3 separate regions of the Homo sapiens genome follow, and all the other regions are linked to region 1. The links are chromatin contacts, found by Hi-C or POLR2A ChIA-PET in ENCODE. All regions are on one chromosome and are shown on one strand. The core of a region is the stretch at or near the end of the contact, and the rest is flanking DNA. Distances in the headings are between cores, read along the strand shown.

Evidence for each region. Hi-C counts contacts between places; a loop is a spot of excess contacts on that map. ChIA-PET counts read pairs that join two places held with the same protein, here RNA polymerase II (POLR2A). Pooled maps may share reads with other maps.
Region 2: a pooled map shows a loop between it and region 1 (12-fold over the local background). The contact joins the promoter of ANKRD28 here to the promoter of CCDC174 in region 1. A Hi-C loop is called at or near these places in 5 of 50 pooled maps.
Region 3: a pooled map shows a loop between it and region 1 (7-fold over the local background). The contact joins the promoter of NUP210 here to the promoter of CCDC174 in region 1. A Hi-C loop is called at or near these places in 1 of 37 single-sample maps with no recorded cell type and 9 of 50 pooled maps. POLR2A ChIA-PET finds 5 or more read pairs at or near these places in 1 of 52 experiments (activated T-cell).

Annotation. Positions count from the first base shown.
Region 1 is chr3:14,649,689-14,653,889 of GRCh38, forward strand. It overlaps CCDC174 (coiled-coil domain containing 174), which reads left to right and starts at 2,074. Exons shown (of 11, transcript NM_016474.5): 1 at 2,074-2,190. The coding sequence starts at 2,149. It overlaps LOC124909347 (a long non-coding RNA gene), which reads right to left and starts at 2,433. Exons shown (of 2, transcript XR_007095826.1): 1 at 1,981-2,433; 2 at 1-1,538. RefSeq lists enhancers at 1,615-2,273, 1,777-2,176, 2,317-2,386.
Region 2 is chr3:15,796,238-15,800,393 of GRCh38, forward strand. It overlaps ANKRD28 (ankyrin repeat domain 28), which reads right to left and starts at 1,742. Exons shown (of 28, transcript NM_001349278.2): 1 at 168-1,742. The coding sequence starts at 284.
Region 3 is chr3:13,418,073-13,422,164 of GRCh38, forward strand. It overlaps NUP210 (nucleoporin 210), which reads right to left and starts at 2,250. Exons shown (of 40, transcript NM_024923.4): 1 at 1,988-2,250. The coding sequence starts at 2,154. RefSeq lists silencers at 1,465-2,034, 2,085-2,484.

The sequences.
Region 1 (4,201 bases), core at 824-3,323:
GCTCCTTCACTTGCTAGCTGGGAAATGACCCCTGGCATGCCATTTAAGCAACTGAGCCTCATTTTTTTTCCTTTTAAAAAAAATTATTATTAATACCTTTTAATGTTTCACATTTTCTTTCAGAAGATTTGTAACAAAAACACATGGAATTTAGTATGTGTTTCAGTAAAATGGGTAAATACAGAATCTGAACAAGACAAGTCTATAAGGTATAATCCTTCTTGTGGGGACAGAACATTCCACTCCATTAAGAAAAGAGAATCACAACATTATTAGGCCCGATTATCTCATATTGCTTACTGTTCTAATTTCAGAGACTGGCGGACTTGGAGAAATAAACAAATGAAAATAAATAAATAAGACTGAACACAGTCAACTGCCTCAATTCCCCTCTCCTTTTCCCTTTTCCCATTTTCTCCATAAAGACAGATGAGATGAGGATGTGATGAGTCTCATTTTTCTTCTCTCTAATATGGTGGATAATAGGTCCGCTTCTAGGATTCTTGCAAGGATTATATAATATAATCTATGCAAAGAGTCATACACATGCCCCACATATACTAAATGCCACTGTTACAATCATTATGATCACTTTCGTCTTGCTGCTGTAACAAATTGCCACAAGTTTGGTGGCTTAAAACAACACAAACGTATTCTGGTAGAGTTCTGGAAGTCAGAAGTTTGAGATGAGTGTTACAAGACTAAAATCACCGTGTCAGCAATGCTGCATTCCTTCTGGAGACTCTGGAGGAGGGCTCATTTCTTTGCTTTTTCTAGCGGCCTCCTGCATACCTAGGCATGTGGTCCCACTCTCCCTCTTCAAAGCATCTCTGATCTCTGTCTGACTCTGGCCATCCTGTCTACCCCTTATAAGGATGGTTTTGATGATAGGGGACCCACCTGCACAATCCAGGCTAGCTCCCCATCTCAATCGCTTTAATTTCATCATCTCTGCCAATTCTCTTTTGCTATATAAAGGTCACCATATACCCAGATTCTGGGGATTAGAAGGTAGACATCTGGGAGTCGGGGTGAGGGTGATTGGTCTGTCTACCATAATCATTAACATTTTTATCAAGACTAGCTCATTTAACTCATCTAATCCTCACTAAGACCCATTAGGTAAATAAAATTATATCCCCCTTTGGAAACTGAGGCACACGGAAGTTAAGTAACTTGCCCAAGGTCACACAAGCAGTAAGCCGTGAAGAGCGATTCCAACCCAGAAAGTCAGCTTTCGAGTTCACGTGTTCTTTGTTTTTTTTTTTTTTGATCTCGACTCACTGCAACCTCCACCTCCCAGGTTCAAGCGATTCTTCTGCCTCAGCCTCCTGAGTAGCTGGGAATACAGGCGCGCACCACCACGCTCGGCTAATTTTTTTTTTTTCTTGTATTTTCAGCAGAGACGGGGTTTCACCATGTTGGTCAGGCTGGTCTCAAACTCCTGACCTCCTGATCCACCCGCCTCAGCCTCCCAAAGTGCTGGGATTACAGGCGTGAGCCACCGCGCCCGGCCCAGGAGTTCACGTTCTTAAGAGCTGAAATATGTAAAGTGGCCCATAATAAGCACTACATTAATGTTAGCTATTATTCTTGTTATTTCTACTAAGATTAATATAATAATCCTTATCTCGTACGCTCTTTTAAGAACCAACTATTTAACGTGTGAAAAGTGCCAGGCAGCAGGTCCTGGAATTGCAGTTAAGATTCTTCCGGTCCTCCCAATCCACCTTTCCCGAGACGCTCGAGTTCACTTACTTAAGCGTCAGCCTTCCCCAAGATGGCGTTATCTTTGTCGCCAACCCCACATCCGCCCCACCCAATATGGCGTCCATCGCAATCAAAAGCTTTATTCCGCCCTTCTCAAGATGGCGCCCACACCAATCCTTGTTACCTTCCGCCCTCAAGATGACCTTAGCAGTTAGCGTCAACCTCCGCACTCTATGACCTTTCCAAAATGATGGTGAACGTAATACGCACCACACTCTGACCTTCTCAAGATGGCGCTGAGCTGACAAACTCGCGTCGCAAACTCACGCAAACTCAGTGTCGCTGTCGAAGACACTTCCGGTTGCGACGGAGGTAGGCTTACGAGGCCTGTGTCGGGTAGAAAGGGTCCTTCCTGGACCGGGACCCTCTGCCACGACCATGGACCGTAGGAAAAAGCCTTTGGACGTCACGGCCTCCTCGGTGAGTGAGGGTATGAGGTAACTCCACGGGCTCCGGGTTCACCGTGTCTCCATCAGACAAGAATGTCGACCTAGCTTGTTTCTTCACTCGGGGACCCAGAGACCTGACCTCTCCCCTCAAACAGGAACCCCCGAACTGGATTTTCTTCTCCGGCGGGGATCCGGTTCAGTTTTCTTACAGGACCCTGAATTGGGCTACTCTCCTCTGACATGCGCCCGGGCCAGAACCCTCGGACACGGATCTGAACCTGGTGTCCCGTGGGTTAGGAAACTCCGTGCCTCACCTCTGCCCTGCCCACAAGGACCTGCACCTCGTCAGCCTTCTCCCTTACAGTCAGGAGGAACCCTAGCTTCTTTTTGCTATGCAGACATATCCTCTTCCTGGTTTCTCCTCCATCCAGGGACCCACAAAGTCCTCCCAGAACTTTAGAGTGTGACATATTTCGCAGGACCCGAAAGTGTCCAGCGTGCCCTCCCTGGAACTAAACAGTTGTTAATGCAGGCATAGGGAGTTGTGAGGTCTGAAAGGATGTAAGCAGATTTATTACATCAGCTACTCTAGAAAGAAAACTTGTTCTAAGTACACATTTTGTGCCAGCACTTTATATGCACTATCTCATTGAATCCTCCCAATGGCTTTAGGAGGTAGGTGCTATTAATATCTCCGTTTTATGGATGATGAAATTGAGGCCTGGAAAGATGAAGTAGCTTTCCCCAGCTTACAGACAGAAATCTTAGTGATAGCCGGGCGCGGTGACTCACGCCTGTAATCCCAACACTTTGGGAGGCTGAGGCGGGCAGATCACCTGAGGTCGGGAGTTTGAGACCAGTCTGACCAACATGGAGAAACCCCGTCTCTACTAAAAATAAAAAAATTAGCCGGGCGTGGTGGTGCACGCCTGTAATCCCAGCTACTCGGGAAGCTGAGGCAGGAGAATCGCTTGAACCGGGGAGGCGGAGGTTGCGGTGAGCCGAGATCGCGCAATTGCACTCCAACCTGGGCAACAAGAGCGAAACTCCGTCTAAGGGGCGGGGGGCGGGGGGAAGAAATCTTAGTGATAGACCCTTTCTCACTCACTCTACTTGACTCCAAAGCTGCTGCCTTTTCATCATCAGAGCAAATTGCCCAACCTTTGATTTAATCTTGAATTTACTTCAGAGTATTAGGACACAAAGTGAGTAGGAAGGAAAACATATAGGTGTCCCAATATTTGAGTACTAGTTATTATTGGTAACTATTATTGGTTAAAATTGGTACCAGTTATTATTTTGTTTGAAGATCAGGAACCAGAAAGCTATAAATATTAAAGCCAACCTATACTGACAGGTTAGCAGTAATTGTAATAAGAATGCTATTTGAGAATTTACATTTTTTTGAGCATCTCTTAAAGTTAAAGGCAGTTGTAGACTAGGAAGATATGTGGCTGGAAAATTTGGTGTGGTTAAGTAAGCTTAGAAGAAAAAGTAGAAGTTTTTCATTTGTTTTTAAAAATTTCCAGTATTAGGGTCTGCAGTGAAACTGCCCTTTGCATTATTAAATGGTTACCTTTTAAATCGATTTCTTCCAAAACGGAAATTGAACCCAGCCATTTTTATCTTCCTTAACAAATAAAGTGATTTTTTTAAGTATCTGATGATTAAGACAGTGATGAAGTATCTGATTTACAAATGCCCATCCATATAAGCAGCTGTACCTGGACCATTAAAAAGGAAACTGTTGTTATATCCTTTTTTGCAGAGTAGGCAGGGGTAATTAATGTAGCTGAGGGAAAGGTACTAATATTCACCCAACTGCCCCACTCCCTATGCCTTGGCCTTCTTTCCTGTTCTTGAACCGTGTGATTCAGCCAAGCTTACGGTTTTTGAAATGGATTAAGTCAAACGTGGAGCTGTTATAATTCACCCAGTCTATTTTATTTCTAGCTGTTGAAATAATGTGTCTTTAAAGGCTCTGCTCTAAGCTTTCTCTGATCACTCTGCTCAGAAGGAAATGCTCTGTTATCTGAACTTAT
Region 2 (4,156 bases), core at 492-2,991, 1.1 Mb after region 1:
CGAAAAATGTGCATTTTATACAAAAATACTGCATCATATCTACACACGTATTGCTTTAATTTGGGTTTGTAAAGAAACTATTGGAAATTTACATCTATTCTTAAAAAACAAGATTTATACTACTAGTTCAGTAGAATATAGTAAACATATAAACTTACATATCTTACCAATACATTTCCAGAAGGTGGAGAATGTAGGGATTTATTTTCCTGTGGCAATTTAGAAATGAATGCAGGAGATTCATCTTCTACCTCCTCCAAAACAACAATACACACTCGACTCATTCGATCTTTTAAAACACTAAATTCCAAGCTATGTGATAAAAGTCACAGTTGGAAGAGCACAAGTAGTTTTTCCTCCTCTTCTGTACAACACTTACAAACATTCTCTGAACAGCACAGCTGGGTTTTTTTTTTTTTTAAAGTTAATAAGTACTACTGGAAAAACAAGTTTAAAATTATGACTACATAATTTGTAACTTCCTAAATATAACGAAATTCTATTATTTCTGTTGGATTACTGCAATACTTAAGAAGAAATTTCACACCAACATGTCAATAACTAAAACTGAGTCCAAGCTCATTTAAAAATATTTTTCCTCTACCAAAATAGTCTTATTGCTCTATCTCTGAAATTTACTTGCACAAAACAATCATTGTTTTTGGTGACACAACACCACACAATATAGAATGAAATGAGAAACAACTGCTGTGACAGAGATGATCACAGCGATACCCACTCTTGCCTGCAAGGTCATATAGTTACCAGTAGCTGTTTTGCTTATAATTGAAAATAAAAAATAAAATCTCACTATTCTGTTTCCACTTCTAATTTGTCTTCATTTCTTCATCACTGGTTTAATGCAGATACTATTCACAGAAAAAAGATCTAGAGCTCAGCACAAATCCTGAAAATGAAGCTCAGAGGTTAACAATTCTTTCAGTGTTTGGGAAAGGGGCAAAAAACAAAAACAAAAAAAAAAAAACCACTCTGCATTAATAGCAAAGCTGCAGTACGTTTACATGTGATGAGTCAGACCACAAGAGACAATACGACTCTTGGTACTAGAATACAGCTTGATTAATCCAGGTTTCCCATATAATAGAAGAAACACAGTTAGCTTTATTCCCATCGATAGCATAAGCAAGGCAGAGCGTTCATTCTTTCTCCATCAGGCAGTTGTCTGTGGCTGCTCCAGCAAAAGGGCACAGGCACCAGGCAGAAATGGTGTTAGTGGAGAATCCTAGTAGAACAAGCAGGCTGTGAAGGAATTAGAAGGCATTTGAGCTCAAATTACTGCTTCAGGCTTTTTGTTTTCTTTAAAAAAAAAAAGGGGGGGGAAAAACATAGTAGTGTATCATTCCAGTGTTTCCTTTGATCTCCACATGAATACAGCTTCCATTAAACAGTCTTCATTCAGAGAAAAAAATAGCAGACTGTGCATCTTCTTTGAGCCAACTACTTTATTCAGTCATCTGCCTCTTTGCCAATATAGTTTCCTTCCACTGTGAAAACCGCCACAGTTATCCTTTTCAGATTTCAAATGCTTTCCTGTTCCTCAGATGATCTTGCAAAACACCACTGACATCCCCAAATGAGTAGGTCCTTAAAAAATATCTATAGAACCTCAGTATCAGTCCCACAGAAGCATTCCAACGGAGCAACAGTCTGAAGAGCAAAGACTGCAGACCCACAGGATGAAATGCCTAGTAATGCTCACATGTTACACTTACCAGAGATCTGAGCTACTTCTCGGGATGTAACTTCCTCTAGCAGGAGAAAAAAATAGTGCATTTGGACAGCCTTCACAATTAGAAGGTTCATGCCAGTTCTGTGACTAATCCAAATCAAACTAAAAAATTCTATAACTGAAAAATGAGTGCGCTTTTAACATTTTCCACTAAAAGCCACAAGGAAATCTGGTGTACTGCCTCTGCTGACTAACAGTGGTTTTAGCAAGTAAACAATTCCAAACGGCTTAACTGCTTTCGTGTGTTACAATAAAGCAAATGTTTAACCCTATAATGACAGTTGCAGTAAGAATATGCCTGCAATGGACTCATAAAAAAGGTTTAAAGATGGAGAAATATTTTATTAGATTATAAAAACCATGAAATTGTTTTATTCATATTTTTACCAAGATCAGTTTTAATCTGCCAGGTGTATTTTATTTTCTAGAATGCAAAGCTTAAACAAATGAAATTTAAGATTGTCTAACAATTTCTAAATTGGTGAATTTAATCAATCATTGATTCATATTTTAAAGGGAAAAGCAAAAATTTCATAATGTAGAAATCCTAACTCTAAAATTATATAAATCATTTGATTTTTCACTGAAGAAATAAAATAATCCTACCTTCCCATTTGGATAGGGAATAAAGCCTTAAAAATCTGTTAAAGAGGTACATGAAAAAAAAAATGTCCTTCGTCCTGAATTACCTATGTCAAAAGGGCACAGGGTAATACAAATAATCTCCCTCCCTATAAATTTCCCAAAGCCATAAATAAATGTCAAAGCCAATCATTTCATCGTTTTTTTTCTTCTTTCTCTGTTTACCCAACATGGGGGATATTTCTCAAGAGAAAACTTACAAAGAAAATACCATGGTCCCCCTTCAATCTGTGTTCTTCATATTAACTAGCATTTTTATTAATAAACAATAATAAACATAATAGTTACTTTTGAACATCTGTGATATGCTATGTGCTGTACATTCTCATTTAATACAATAACCTTGCTGTATTCCCATTATAGAGGGAAAAACAGACTCAGAAATGATGTATTTTACCCAAAGTTGTATAAATTAATAAAGTTGTGTGTTATTTTAAACACATACTCTTTCTAATCTATTCTGCTATCACTGAGTACACACACATACAGACACACTCTCTTCTCTCCACTCATCTCCAGATCTTTGCAACCTGTAATACTAGCTTATAAAAGTGATCTTAACAAACAGGTAACCTATAAAGGTTGTGAAAAGTTTAGGTAACAAAGGAATATACTATTTATTGCTATATTCTAAAACGAGTTATTTTTAAATGGGTACTTCAAAGCAAGTCTTAAAACCATAAAAAGGAAAAAAAAAACAAAAAATCCCAGCATGATACAAATATAAGAATGTCAGAATTTAAAACAAGAACCATTGAAAGCTATAAAATGTATCAATCTATGGAAGAAGCAATAACTCTAACATATTTGTACCAATTAAAACATGCTAACAATTCATTAGTTATATTTTAAAATATATAAAATACTTTTATGCCAAATTAAAGGTATGTAAATATTGAACATACATCAATTATGTTATCCATCTCCACATAGCTGAATCAAAAAATCTTAATATTTGAAATATCTGAAAGTGAAACAACTATAGTAACAATATCCTATATTTCATCTTCAGGGTTCCCAAGCCCACAAAGCAAAATCTCTTTTTATCTTAACAATCTTAACTTGTTCCAAAGTATCTAGTACCTAAGTTCACCTACTTAGACTTAAGCAGGTACATCCTGTTTCTTGTTCTAAGTCAACCTCCACACTTAGGTCTTTCCCAACCAGAAAACAAACTCCTTGAAGGTAGGGACTGTGTTCATACATATTGTCTCCTTCCACTTTCTTCCACCTATAAATAATTTCATTGAAATGAATTCTGTCGTCACGAGACTCTGGAAGGGTGGAGATTTATAAACAAGAATAGTGGGGGTGTGTTGGTATACATATATTTTAACCAGAAAATATAGGTGGCATTAAGGTGCAACAAAGTGAGTTTCATATCTCTAATAAGTGAACAATTAAAATTTCAGAAGTTGACAGGATATAAAACAAAGGTATGGGGTGATGGTTAAAACTAAGGGCTCAGGAGTCAGCCCACCTGAAGTTCAATTCTGCTTCCATCATTTCCTAGCTGTGTCCTTGGACAAACCACTTAAATTCCCTAAGCCTAAATTTCTTGACACTTATATAAGAAAAAAATAACCTGCAAAGATTTTTGTCTAAGAGAAATAGAGTAACAGTACAGTGCTTGAGAATGTAGGCTATTTTGTGGTCAAATTGCCTGAAGTTCTAATCCAGGCTTCCCACTAACCTAATTCTGGGATCCTGGGCTACTCACTTATTTAGTAACCTCTCTGTGCTCATTTTAACATCTATTAAATG
Region 3 (4,092 bases), core at 1,000-3,499, 1.2 Mb before region 1:
CAGCTTCAACAAGAGAATGAGCATGTATCCCCGCCACAGTATTGACTAACAGCTGATTTTCCCACACAAGACTAGGCCTTAGACTGGGATACAGAAAACCTAATGCCCAAGTTCAGCCTCTGGCATCAGGCCAGAAATAGGAGCCTCCAGGTGCATAAAGCACTAAAACCAAAATGCAATGGGCTGACCTAGTACGTCTTGATTTCAGGAAGGAGACCTTCAAAAAAGAAATAGGGCAGGCCGGGTGCAGTGGCTCACGCCTGTAATCCCAGCACTTTGGGAGGCAGAGGCGGCGGGATCACTTGAGGTCAGGAGTTCGAGACCAGCCTGACCAACATAGTGAAACCCCATCTTTACTAAAAATACAAAAATTGGCCAGACAAGCCAGGCATGGTGGCTCACGCCTGTAATCTCAGCATTTTGGGAAGCTGAGGCAGGTGGATCGCTTGAGGAGTTCTCCTTGGTCTTGAGGAGTTCAAGACCAGCCTGGCCAACACAGTGAATCCAGAGTTTGAGACCAGCCTGGCCAACATAGTGAAACCCCGTCTCTACTAAAATGCAAAAAACTAGCTGGGTGTTGTGGCGGGCGCCTGTAATCCCAGCTACTCGGGAGGCTGAGGCAGGAGAATCGCTTGAACCGGGGAGGCGGAAGTTGCAGTGGACAGAGATCGCGCCATTGCACTCCAGCCTGGGCAACAAGGGCTGGAGTGCACTCTAAAAACAAACAAACAAACAAACAAAATTAGCCAGGTGGCCTGCACCTGTAATCCCAGCTACGAGGCGGGAGAATCGCTTGAACCCGGGAGGTGGAGGTTGCAGTGAGCCGAAATCGCACCACTGCACGTCAGCATGGACGACAAAGCAAAACTCCGTCTCAAAAAAAAAAAAAAAAAAAAAAAAAGAAAGAAAGAAATAGGGCAAATAGTGCAAGCAACAGAGAAAGCTGGCTGGTCTGAGCTTCGGGCATCACACTTACATACACGCACAGACTAATACTCAAACAGGCTTGACACACACATGTCCAGGCTTACACACATGGCTGTCACGTGGTCACACCCCGTTCTGCCTCAACCTTGACCCAGTCTTGAAACAGAAATAAAGGGAGCAACTACTGAGCATCCTGGGGGTGGGAAGGGCGGAAGCCCATCTTTTCACCCCTAGGACGGCTGGGCTGGGAAGCTAAGGGCGCTCAGTCGTGCCCACGCAGCCTTGCCAGGGGCAGGAGCTCCATTTCCCCTGGTCTGCAAAATGGAAGGGCTGGACTGCACCGCCCTGTCAGTGTCGGTCTCTGGTTTCATGGGTCCCTGTGGTTCCACAGGGTCACACTCCGCATCCGACCCCTTGGAGAACTCCCAACCCGAGAGGGAGGGTGATGGAAATGCCCTGAGCATCAGGACCCGCGCCGAGGCAGCCTGAGGGGAAGCGCCGGCCTGCCTCGTCTCACTTCGCCTCTGTAAAGCGGCCCCTGGGCTTCCCTCCAAAACTCCTTTCCTCCAGGGTCTCCGTTCCTCCCCGCGACGCTAGGCGCTGCGCTTCGTTTCACAGACTCACTTCCCACGCCAGGGCGAGGGCGGTCACAGACAAACCCGAGCTGGGGTCCCAGACTCAAGGGAAGTGCGGCCCAGCTGCCCCGGCGCCCCCTCCCGGGTCAGGCCGGCTCGGGCCCGGCCGGCTTGGGCCCTGCGGTCCCAGACGCCGCTCCCCAGGCCACCCCTCCTCCCGCACAACCCAGAACACGCGGGTCACGGCCGCCAGGCTGCGCCCGCTCTGCTCGCGCCTCAGCGGCGCGGAGGCCCGGACGGCGCCATGACATGAGCAGTGGTGGCGACCCACGCGCACCCGCCGCTCCGAGTGCTGCAGCCTAGCGCCCAGCGAGAGCGCGCCGCGCACCTGCCGGCTCTGCCGGCCTCCCGGCGCCCGCCCAGCCTCTCAGCGCGAAGGCCCAGCCCGGCCCACGGCGCCCGCCCGGCCCGGCCGCGCGCCTCACCAGCGGTAGCAGCCCTCCGAGGCCTCCAGCGTGAAGTTAACGCGCGTGGCCCGCGTGAAGGGCAGCAGCACTTTGGGGATGTTGAGCTTGGCCGCAGCGGCGGAGGGGCCCGCCGCCAACAGCACCGACAGCGTCAGCAGCAGCAGCCCCCGGCCCCGCGCCGCCATCCTCGCCGCGCGTCACCTCCCGCGACCCTGCGCCCGGCCGCCCGCGCCGCCCCGTTGCCCTCCGCTCCCGCCCGCGCGCGCGCCAGGCCAGCAGGTGATGAGCGCGGGGGCGGGGCGAGGGCCGTCGGCGGCCGCCGCTTCCTGGGCCTGAGCGCGGGAACTCTGGGGGCCGAGCTCGCGGCGACCCCACCCCCAGCCCGGCCCTCGCGCAGGGACGCGGGGCTGGGGGATGGGCGCGCGCCCGGGCCCCCGGAGCTGAGGGAGAAGGCTTGGGGCGCGCCCGCGGGGACCCCTGGACCCTAGAAGTCCCAAGGGGGAGCCCCCGGGGCGCCCCGCAGCACGCATCCCGCCCTGGTATTTGCCCCTGGCGGTGGAGCCAAGCCGCCGGCTTTGGACCTTGCGCTCTGGCCCGGACCCACGGTCAGCAAGGAAGGGACACATGCCCCAGGACATTTGGGATGCAGAAAACCGGCGCCTGCCTTGTCCCAGCCCATGCTTCCCAGAAGAGGGACCCCGGGCTCGCAAAGGGAAGCCACCTGCTGAAGCGCTGAAGGCCCGGGGCCCGCTCCCCCTCGACCCCCTCACACCCTTTCCAGAGAGGCCTTAAGATTCCCATTTCTCCAGGAAAAAACCGGTTGAATGGCCCCCAGATCACTCAGCCAGAGAGCCCCAAGCTCTTGTCCTCCGCACTGCACCCCCTGCGGAAGCCATTAGAGGTTACCTATAGGTCATTTAGGGCGCCAACGCTGCCAGAGCACAACCCCCTCCACGGCCCCCACACCCACAAAAGAAAGTTTAGCACCGCGGAATCCACCTGCACACCAATGGAAGGCCTTAGATTCCGCGCTGTGCTCTGTGGCTTTTAGCTGTCTGTCGTGAATTGCATGAAGGCATGCGTCAGCAGGCACCTGACTGCTTGGTGCCGCTAAAATATGAATCTAGCCTTGCAGAGAAGGCCCAGCCTAGCGGGAGGTCAGGAAAGGGTGGGGTGAGGGTGCACTGGCCGGCTGTCTGAGGAGTGCAGGAAGTGGATGCTGACTGTAACCAGGAAGACACACAACGATGCCACTGGGTGACCAGGAAGGAGAGGATAAATGTCAGTAAGGCTAGGAAGGCTTTTTGGAGGCGGCGGCCCCTGGGTTGGGCATAGACACCGCACTGGGCTTCAGCGAGGCCCGCATAGGCTGAGCCTGCCCCTCAGGGATCATGGGGCTTTTGGATGGTGATGCGGGGTGTTTGGGGTCACCCTCGAAGCCTGAGGGCCCTAGACCAGGGAATGTGTGTGTTGGGGGAAATCTCTGGAGATAACCAGAACTAAGGGGGTGAGGGTCGGCCCTGTGTGGAACCAGGTGCTCTGGGAGGGGAATTCCAACGGGCTCCCTTTGAAGAAACAAAAAACAGACTTGCGCGGAAAAGGCAGCCTCAGAGGGTATTTGTGAGGAAGTCTGTGGGTGTCTTCTGGGTTGCACAAGATTGATTTGTTTTCCAACAGGTAATCCAGACAGATGGTTGAAACTTAGGCTCAAAAGGGTTCCAAGTGAAAGTGATTCCTCTCCCTCCCCATCACCCAATACCCTTCCCTACAGGCAATGAGTGTTTCCCACTTGAGTATACATCCAGAGAAATTTTATGCATAAACAAGCATATATATATATAAAACATGGCACACATGCACACACATACACATACATGCACACACATATGTATATATGAAATATGGCACATATACATACATATACATATGTCTTGCGAGGCAGGTAAATCTCACTCTTGGACATATATCCTAGAGAAATGAAAAGTGATGTTCCCACAATCACCTGTACATAAAACATTCATAGCAGCTTTATCAAATAGGCCCAAACTGGAAACAGCACAGAGGTCCTTCATGGGTGATGATTAAATACTGTGGCACATCTATGCCATGGAATATTATTCAGC